Linked DNA regions of Homo sapiens: region 2 is linked to region 1. A link is a contact called in ENCODE Hi-C or POLR2A ChIA-PET data. All regions are on one chromosome and are shown on one strand. The core of a region is the stretch at or near the end of the contact, and the rest is flanking DNA. Distances in the headings are between cores, read along the strand shown. Region 1 overlaps ARHGAP17 (Rho GTPase activating protein 17). Region 2 overlaps LCMT1 (leucine carboxyl methyltransferase 1).

Region 1 (4,954 bases), core at 1,868-4,367:
CTGTGATCAGGCCACTGCACTCAGCATGGGAGGTAGAGCAAAACCTTGTCTTAAAAAAAAAAAAATCTGGCCGCGTACGGTGGCTCATGCCTATAATCCCAGCACTCTGGGAGACCAAGGCAGCCAGATCGCTTGAGCTCAGGAATTTGAGACCAGCCTGGCCAACATGGTGAAACCCTGTCTCTACTAAAAATAGAAAAATTAGCTGAGCGTGGTGGTGTATGCCTGTAGTCTCAGCTACCTGGTAGGCTGAGGTGGGAGTATCACTAGAGCCCAAGAAGCAGAGATTGCAGTGATCTGAGATTGTGGCACTGCACTCCAGCCTGGGTGACAGAACGAGACCCTGTCTCAAAAAAAAAAAAAAAAAAAAAAAAAATATATATATATATATATATATATATATATATGATTTATCAAGTATTATTTTTTATGATTGGATCACTTTGTCTACTGTTTTTTTTTTGTCTATAGATGTCTTGACGAATTCAGTCTCTTGCCCCCTGCCTTGCTTTAATAAATTACAAAAACTCAACCAAAGATAACACTTCTCAGAAAAAACCAGCACATTTCTGTGGCCTACGTACATGGCCTATTGAATGGCCTATTGAATGGGCACCTTGGCCGATAGTGGAATAATTGCTGGACTTTCCATATCTCTGGTAAAGGTGAACACTGCAAAACAGTTCACGATAGGAAGCACCAAGGCTTGGACCAGTCACAGTGATGAGGGAGATCAGGTCATTTGGACCACATTATTGGAATAGATGGAGACAGTACCAAGGCCTGAAAATTAAGATGGAGAGTCCACAGGCCAGCAAAGAATCTTTGTGTGAGGGAGCCATTCCAGTTTGTGTATTATACTCCATAGTCATGATTTGTCACTTAAAAGTAATTCTTCCCAATTATAGATCACTTTTAATCTCTAGTTGGGTTTGGATTTTTTTCTACACATTTTTTTTTTGTTTTTTTGAGACAGAGTCTTGCTCTGTTGCCTAGTCTGGAGTGCAGTGGCACGATCTTGGCTCACTGCAACCTCCGCCTCCCAGGTTCAAGCAATTCTCGTGCCTCAACCTCCCAGGTAGCTGGGACTACAGGTGTGTGGCACCACATCTGGCTAATTTTTGTATTTTTAGTAGAGATGAGGTTTTGCCATGTTGACCAGGCTGGTCTTGAACTTCTGACCTCAAGTGATCCACCCACCTTGGCTTCCCAAAGTGCTGGGATTATAGGCGTGAGCCACCACCCCCAACCTCTAAAATTGATTTAAAAAAAAAAAATCTAAGCCTGCAAATCTAAAATTGATTTTATTAATGTAATATATATATAGCCTCCACAAACACAGGAAACAAAGGGGAAATTTCTTTTTAAACAGTACATTAACATTTTCATATAATATATTCAATATAGTTTTCAGCCTCCAGACCTTTTCATGTAAAGTACCTCTAAAGCAGAGGGTCCAGTTAATTTGAAAAAAATGGCTGGAAATACACTGATTTTCTTTACATTTTAGATACTCTGAGGTATGTTTTCTGTTGTGCATTTGTAGAGCTTGACATTGGACCAATTCTTTAAGTTAGGCACACTTCACCCCTGGCCATATCAATCAAGCATGCTACTTAAAAGTGTAAGTAACATGCTATTTTTAAAAAACCTCAAAACTGTGATTCATGTAGTTTAAAAAGTCAAATAATATAGTAAAAGACTTACCACAAAATACGGTGGGTTCACTCCCTACTCTCTGAGATTTCCCAACTCCAGAAGCAACTACTTTGAAATATTAACAGTTTATTGTGACATTTATTCATATTCATAATTATAAGTAATATGTGTAAACTATCGTTTGGGTTATCAAATTAGTTACTGTCTGTTGACTTTCTGTTCTGATAAATGAGGGTTTAGGGCCCTTTCCCTCTGCTTCTGCTCCCCCCATCCTTTCAATACAGTTATAATTTTTCATTGTATTACTATTTGATATTTATATTATGTCCAATCAATTATTTGCAGCTGAGCATACTAGTTACTATGACTATCTTTATGTTTCCAGTGGACTTTTTGTTTTTCCTGAAGTTAATACTTGCCTCGTTTTTATGTTTGCTTTATTTTCTTTGTGGCTGTTGCAGCACTGTGCTCATAACTGTTTAACAACTGCCAAGCTCCTATTTGAATTGTTTGCAGTTGTTTATGTTTTTGATTTCAAGTACCAGTGTGAGGTTACTGAGCAAGGAGTTGGGAGAAGATGCACATGGTTGGTTGGTCTGAGTTGGCTCTAGCATACCTCTGAGCTATTACTAACTTTCCCACATCTGCTTATAGCCCACATTGGGATTGTAGAGCAAGTTCTTCTCTTCTTCTGTTATTTTTTAAAAAATAATTTGCTCTGAAAAAGGACATATTTGTTCTGATTCTCAGGTTGAATCTCTTTTTTTGAACTTGTGAAAATTTTAATAGGCCTTGAGACTTCTCTGTGTATACTCGTACTTACAGAAGGAAGTCATTTTAGAGTTGAGGTGGATTCTGTGAGAGGTATACAGGGCCCTGTCCAGATTTGGGGGTTTTGGCTAGGGAAGAAAGGCAAAAGTTACCCATTCCCTGGTGGCATTTTGCTAAAGGAGGGATGAGGCATTGGCGAGAGGAATGGGGGCGTCTAATGGTGAAACTATGACGATCTCATGCCAGGTGTGTTCTTGCTAGGCTGACTGTCAGGTTTCTTTTTGAGTCTGGTTCTTTGACCTCATGGTCAGCTGGGGCCCTGCTTCCCTTCCCTAACTGGTATGACTACCTGTGTTTGGCTCTTCAGCAATGCCTGGCACCTTGCTTGCCAAGCAAGGTCTAGGGTAGCATATGTTGGCCTGTTGCTGGTGGAACCTTTTCATAGAGTTGAAAATTGGCTGCCTCTGGAAGCTGGGGCCTTGGCTTTGTCTCTAGGCCCTGATCCTCTGGCCCTGGGAAGTATTTGAGTCAGGTCAGCATTCCAGTTTCCTGCAGAAACTGGTGAGTGAGCCACCCTGTAGGCATCTCCAGGTTGACTGGGACAGTGCCATGATGACAAGTGTTAGAATCCCCCATGGCAATGCCCTGTTCTGGCTAACGTGCCATTGCCTTAAGTGTAGACTGGAGGAGCTGTGCGCTTCTTTCCCTTGCCCACAGTTGGCACTACTCTGAGCTTAGCAGCATTTCGAGGTCATTCTAGGGGTCTCATTTACTTTCTGGCCCAAGAGCTTTTCCTGCTCTTGCATTGGTTCCCGGCCAAGATCATACAATCCCTGTTCTGAATTTCCGGTTCATTGACAGCCTTCCCCTGACTCCCTTCACTGTTCAGAGCTGAAACATACTTTTTCTTTCTCTTTTAAAAATTTCCTTCACGCCAGGCGCGGTGGCTCACGCATGTAATCCCAGCACTTTGGGAGGCCAAGGTGGGCGGATTACTTGAGGTCAGGAGTTCGGGACCAGCCTGGCCAACATGGCAAAACCCTGTCTCTTCTAAAAATACAAAAATTAGCTGGGCGAAGTGGCACGTGCCTATAATTCCAGCTACTCGGGAGGCTAAGGCACGAGAATCGCTTGAATCCGGGAGGTGGAGGTTGCAGTGAGCTGAGATCACACCACTGCAGTCCAGTCTGGGCAACAGAATGAGACTCTGTCTCAAATAATAATAATAATAATAATAAAATAAAAATTATTATGGTCTGACAGTTGAGACTCCGCCAGCTCGGAATGCCCCCTTCTGATTGCTGGCCACCGTGTTGGTTTAATGGAAGGGTTGATGAAATTAGTAGTAGTTCAAAGCATAGCAGAGAAAGTTGTGGAAACACTTAGTTTCTTTTCAAAGTAAGGATGGAGAGGAAATTTGAAGGAGGAACTAATTGTTATTGTGTGTGGTGGTCTAGGCTTGCATCTTTGCATAACGTTTCTGGTTGTGAACTGAAGTTTAAGCTTCTGTAGAACAGTGTTTTCTCAAAGCCATGTCTCTAGACCTCCTGCAATGGAATTCTGAGCAAGGAGTGGCTGTTAAAAATGCAGGGTCTATTGAATTAGAATAGAATATCCAGAGGGACCTGGGAAATGGCATTTTATATCAGCACCTGCTGCCCTTGGTGATTCTGTGCCTGCTCAAATTTGAGAACCACTACTCAGGATCATTTGTTCTTGTTTTGGGCTGCTATTCCCCACAAAGTTTTGCTTAGTTATTTTTCTTTGGTTTTGCTTAAATTGCTCTCTGATGTAAAAATTGGTAAACTGCCCCTGCCAACCCTTCTAAATTTATTTCTGCCTGTTTTGCTTTAAACTCCAGGCTAATAATTATTAAATTTTAGGAGTTGCCTTTCATTTTTGGATTTCTAACTCTGAATTTTTAATTTTTCCCACAGAGCTGAGAAAACAGAAGTCCTTAGTGAAGATCTATTACAGGTAACAAAATATAGTCTCCTTTAAATGATCTGTTTAAAGGATGGAAAAAAATTCCTATGTGAGAATTGAGGCCTGTGGGCTTTTTTTTTTTTTTTTTTTAACCAGAAACAGAATAAAATTAATTAGTGTGATTTTGAGCAGGAAAGAAAACAGTTTTGTTGCATGATGATGAAAAGGGGATCTGAAACCCAGCTACCTGGGTTCGAATCTCACGTCTGCGCTGGTTAGCTTTGTGGCCTCAGGGATTTACTGAACTTCCCTGCGCCTCAGTTTCCACTTCTCTAAACTGAGGGAAAGGCCTTATCCACCTCACAGGTTGTTAGGAGGGTTTAATGAGTTAAGCAGGAACAGCACTGGGAACGGAGCCTGGCACGTGGTAAGTGCTAGATATTAGTGATCTATTATTATTACTGCCACTGCAAGCCACAGAGACTGTCTGTTTCTGACGTGAAACATCCCTTGATTTGCCCTGTGTTCTTCTGCCTTTTTTTCAGTCTCTGTTAGAGCAGTTGTGTGGCATTTCCCCAGGGGGCTGTGCATCCCAGCG
Region 2 (5,224 bases), core at 1,313-3,812, 160 kb before region 1:
TCAGCAAGAAACAAGGCACTCTATAGCCTGGCCCACCTGCCCAGCCTCTCCCCCTCTCCACTTATCCCAGAAATACAGAACTACTTTTTTAAAACAAAGAAGACTGCTGACATCCAGAACCTGGTGATGGCTTCGCTGGTAGAGGATGGGATGGAGGAAAAGGAAAGTTAGGGTGACACCTTGTTTCTGACTGGAGCAACTGGGCAGGTAAGAGAACCATTCATGGAGACAGTAACAAGAGATGGAGCACAGGTATAGAGGGACAGATGAATCCCGGGGGGGTGAGTGCGGCATAGCAGACCTCCTGTGGACAGCATGATGGGGGCAGAAATCACCAGTAACCATATCCTAGTAGGTGAATGACCCTTAAGAGCAAACATCAGGGCTGAAAGATACAGCACCCTCCCACATAAAGACCAGTCCTCTGCTGGAATCCCAGGGGACCCAGGCTGGGATTTATCTTTTTAAAACAAAAAAGGACGCCAAGTACAGTGGCTCACACCTGTAATCCCAGCACTTTGGGAGGCCCAGGCAGGAGGAGTGCGTGAGCCCAGAAGTTCGAGACCAGCCTGGGCAACACAGCAAGACCCTATCTCTACCAAAAATACAAATTAGCCAGGCATGGTGGCTTGCACCTGTAGTCCCCAGCTACTTGGAAGGCTGAGTTAGGAAGATGGCTTGAGCCTGGGAGGAGGAGGCTACAGTGAGCTGAGATCATATCACTGCACTCCAGCCTGGGAGACCGAGCCAGATCCTGTCACAAAAGAAAAAAAAAGAAAAAGCCATCCAAGGAGACTTGGGCTCATGAATCTGAGCTGATCACACTTAGAGGTATAGCCCATGCCTGCTGGGTAGGGTTATGCAGAAGCTATTTCAAGATACTTGAGGGGGGCCAGGTGCAGTGGCTCACGCCTGTAATCCCAGCACTTTGGGAGCCTGAGGCAGGTGGATCACCTGAGGTCAGGAGTTCGAGACCAGCCTGGCCAACACTGAAACCCTGTCTCTACTAAAAATACAAACTATTAGCTGGGCATGGTGGTAGGTGCCTGTAATCCCAGCTACTCGGGAGGCTGAGGCAGGAGAATTGGTATGGGTAGGGGGATATGGAAATAACTTTCACTAGGAATTTCAATTTCTACAACACCTTTTAAGAACTTTTACTGACAGCATATGGGAAGTTAAGGATCACCTAAAATTCCAGAAGACAATGAGAACAATTAAAGGTATATAAATGAAAGACAGCATAGTGCCCTGCAGCTCTTATGGGACTTCTTCCTTTTTAAAGAGCTTTCCCATGCATTAGAACCTTGTAAAACTTCTGAATAAGAAGTCAGAGCAGAGAAAGCTTACAAAAGGCACACCCGGAGCGCTTAAGAAAGACATCCTGTGGGGCGCGGTGGCTCACATCTGTAATCCCTGCACTTTAGGAGGCTGAGGGTGGTGGATCACTTGAGGCCAGGAGTTCAAGACCAGCCCGGCCAACATGGTAAAACCCCATCTCTACAAAATAGCCAGGCACGGTGGTGCGCATCTGTAATCCCAGCTACTCGGAAGGCTGAGGCAGGAGAATCGCTTGAACCTTGGAGGCAGAGGTTACAGTGAGCTGAGATCACACCACTGCACTGCAGCCTGGGCAACAGAGTGAGACTCTGACGGGTTGATGGGTGCAGTAAACCACCATGGCATGTGTGTACCTATGTAACAAACCTGCACATTCTGCACATGTACCCCAGAACTTAAAAAAAAAAAAAAGATATCCTGTTTCTTGAGAAAGGGGCAAAATGGCTGTGACAAGTGATGCTTCAACTTCTTCTTCTGTGATTCTTGATGGCCCTTTTGATATTTCACTCCAAATAGCCTGCATGCAACTGACTGGTATGGAAGACACCGAGACTGGGAACAGCTGCCACAGGGCAGGAGGAATGGGGCACCCAAAGGGGACTCGACATGGCTGACCACCTCACAGACTGCCAAAATTGACCCTGCTTCCCTCCACAGGGAGATGGAGAAAAGTAGGCTGTAGGGATCCATTGGTTCCATGGAAACAGAATTCTGGAGACACCAAGAAATGGAGGCCCCTTAAAGGGTTTCACTCACCCATTATTCCTTTCCTTTTTTTTTTTTTTTTTTTTTGAGACAGCATCTCGCTTGGACACCCAGGCTAGAGTGCAGTGGCACGATCTTGGCTCACTACAGTCTCGACCTCCGGGGCTCAGGTGATCCTCCCACCTCCACCTCCCAAGTAGCTGGGACCACAGGTGTGCACCACCATGCCTGGCTGATTTTTTTATTTTTTGTAGAGATGGGGTTTTGTCATGATGCCCAGGCTGGTCTCAAACTCCTGAGCTCAAGCAATTCAACCACCTCGGCATCCCAAAGTGCTGGGATTACAGGCGTGACCAACTGCACCTGGCCCCTTTATTCCTTTTTTGTGACAAGACTAACTCTTCTTTGTCCTGTTCCTGCTCACTGCCAGCAGATGGGAGTCTTTAACTGTACAGTCTTGGGCTCCTGAGATTTTATGGAATAAGCTCACACCCATGACTCACAGCTAAACCTCTGCTGGTGCAACCTAGGAACCATTCCGGCTGGAAGGTGCATGAGACACTAAGACCCACAGACAATGTTTTCGCTACACTTTTAGAGACACACACATACCTCTAAAACAGAGATTGGCAAACTGCTTCTGTAAAGAGCCAGAAAGTAAATATTTTAGCCTTTGCAGGCCAGATGGTCTCTGTTGTAACTACTCAACTCTGCTGTTATAATTGTCATATGGCTGCTGAAGCACAATATGCAAACAAATGGGAGTGGCTGCCTTCCAATAAAACTTTATTTACAAAAACAGGCTGTGGGCCAGATTTGGCCCTGGGCTACAGTTTGTAACACCTGCTCTAAAAAAGCAAACAAATGTTATATATATATATATAGATATATATTTTAAAAGAAACTTCAGACCAAAAAAAGGCCTTCAGCCCAATATAATTACCAATCAAAACCAAAACATTTCCACAAAGAACTTTCAGACACTATACAGTCTTCCTTCCTCACTACTGACTGACTGCCTTTTTCTTAGGAGGGGTACGTAAGCCTCAGGTTACTTTGCTCATAAATAAGAGGCTCAGATTTATTAATTATTAATCCATCTACAAGACGGGAGAAAAAAAACAAATTGCGTGACAAGTCAACGGGGTCTCAGGTCCAATGGCAGGATCTCTCCAGCGGCCTGTTAACACTGACATAGCACATTCTCTCACACTGTACTGTGCTCTGGTTCCTCACACCACACCATGGGACAACTCATTACAAAAACACAACAGGTCAGCCGAGCATAGTGGCTCATACCCATAATCTCAGCACTTTGGGAGGCTAAGGCAGGTGGACCACTTGAGGCCAGGAGTTCAAGACCAGCCTGGCCAACACAGTAAAATGCTAGCTCTACTAAAAATACAAAAATTAGCTGTGCATGGTGGTGAACGCCTGTAATCCCAACTACTGGGGAGGCTGAGACAGGAGAATTGCTTCAACCCGGGAGGTGGAGGTTGCTGTGAGCCAAGATCACACCATGGCATTCCAGCCTGGGTGAGAGAGTGAGTAAGACTCTGTCTCAAAAATAACAATGACGGAAAAACAAAGATACAACAGATCTACAGAAAAGGGAAGGTCACCCTCCTGAAAAACCACAGAGGCTGTGTGCAGGGGAAAGAGGAAGAAATCCGGAGTTTAATGGGCAGATAACAATGCTTGATCCCTGCCCCAGAGCCTCTGGCTGCAGGATCCTGGAAGACAATCTTGCAGTCTCATTTCCCTCATCTGTGTAAAACACCCTTACAGAGTTCTCGTGTTAATTCATGAGGTCATATATGTAAAAACACTTCATGATGTTAGTGATTATATCTTGAGAAGAGAATGCAGAGGCAAAGAAATACCCACACTCTGTTGAAGTCACTGATTTCTCACTTCAATAAGAGAAGGGTTGAGAGCTCTGATGACCAAAGACCTTCATATCAGGTGAACTGATTAGGGGACAAAACAGATAAGTGGGTCTTGGTCAACATCCGCAAAAAATCTGGAGAAATGCACGTTCCCATTACTGTCACATGACGGACCTGACAGAAGAACCAAGCAAAATCTGTACAAACCTACAAAAAAAAAATGCAATTAGTGAGGACTTTTTTTTTTTTTTTTTTTAAGAGACGAAGTCTCACTCGTCGCCCAGGCTGGAGTGCGGTGGCATGATCTCGACTCACTGCAACCACAATCTCCTGGGTTCAAGCAATTCTCCTGCCTCAGCCTCCCATGTAGCTAGGATTACGGGTGCCCACCACCACACCCAGCTAATTTCTGTTTTTAACAGAGACAGGGTTTCACCATGTTGGCCAGGCTGGTCTCTAACTCCTGACCTCAAGTGATCTGCCCACCTCAGCCTCCCAAAGTGCTGGGATTACAAGTGTGAGCCACCATGCCCGGCCAATTAGTGAGGACTTTGTAGGGAAACGGTTTGGCTATTAAAATCTAAGCCCAGGAGGCCAGGCACGGTGGCTCACGCCTGTAATCCCAGCACTTTGGGAGGCCGAGGTAGGCAGATCACAAGGTCAGAAGATTGTGAGCAGCCTGGCCAACACGGTGAAACCCCGTCTCTACTAAAAATACAAAAATTAGCCAGACATGGTGGTGTGCACCTGTAGTCCAAGCTATTCAGGAGGCTAAGGCAGGAGAATCGCTTGAACCCGGGAGGTGGAGGCTGCAGTGAGCCAAGATTGTGGCATTGTACTCCAGCCTGGGCAACAGAGGAGCAAGACTGTCTCAAAAAAAAAAAAAAAAAAAAAAAAAAAAAACCTAAGCCCAGGAGCCAAAGACCACACTCCAGTTTTCTTTCCCTCTGAGAATGTAATTAGACCTGCATTCATACTCTAACAGAGCAGTTAAGAGACCAAATCAGAAAAAGATTACAAAATGGCTTTGCAACATATTATCATCACCCAGCCATATGAATCTCCAAATTTTACCCAAGAAGCCATTATCCTGACAAAATCTTAGTTACTGTCAAAATTACAAATATAGGCTGGGCGCAGTGGCTAATGCCTATAATCCCAGCACTTTGAGAGGCTGAGGCAGGAGGATCGCTTGAGGCCAGGAGTTCAGGACCAGCCTGGGCAACATAGTGAGACCGCTGTCTCTACACAAAAACTTAAAAAATTAGCCAGATGTGGTGGCGCATGCC

What was found. A loop is a pair of places that touch in the nucleus more often than their neighbours do. ChIA-PET counts read pairs that join two places held with the same protein, here RNA polymerase II (POLR2A).
Region 2: a loop to region 1 is called in a map of IMR-90, with 2.8 times the contacts of the local background. The contact joins two enhancer-like sites. A Hi-C loop is called at or near these places in 1 of 168 maps with a recorded cell type or tissue (IMR-90). POLR2A ChIA-PET finds 5 or more read pairs at or near these places in 4 of 52 experiments (Panc1, activated CD4-positive, alpha-beta T cell, activated naive CD4-positive, alpha-beta T cell and 1 more).

What each region holds. Positions count from the first base shown.
Region 1 is chr16:24,978,419-24,983,372 of GRCh38, reverse strand. It overlaps ARHGAP17 (Rho GTPase activating protein 17), which reads left to right. Exons shown (of 20, transcript NM_001006634.3): 2 at 4,368-4,407. Among named protein-coding and RNA genes, the nearest start is that of ARHGAP17, 34 kb to the left of the region's middle. Within about 2 kb of position 3,117, at least 12 of the 41 ENCODE cell types and tissues checked have a DNase peak (open chromatin) inside an H3K27ac peak, as active enhancers do.
Region 2 is chr16:25,133,000-25,138,223 of GRCh38, reverse strand. All of the region lies in intron 3 of LCMT1 (leucine carboxyl methyltransferase 1), which reads right to left. Among named protein-coding and RNA genes, the nearest start is that of LCMT1-AS2, 13 kb to the left of the region's middle. Within about 2 kb of position 2,562, at least 3 of the 41 ENCODE cell types and tissues checked have a DNase peak (open chromatin) inside an H3K27ac peak, as active enhancers do.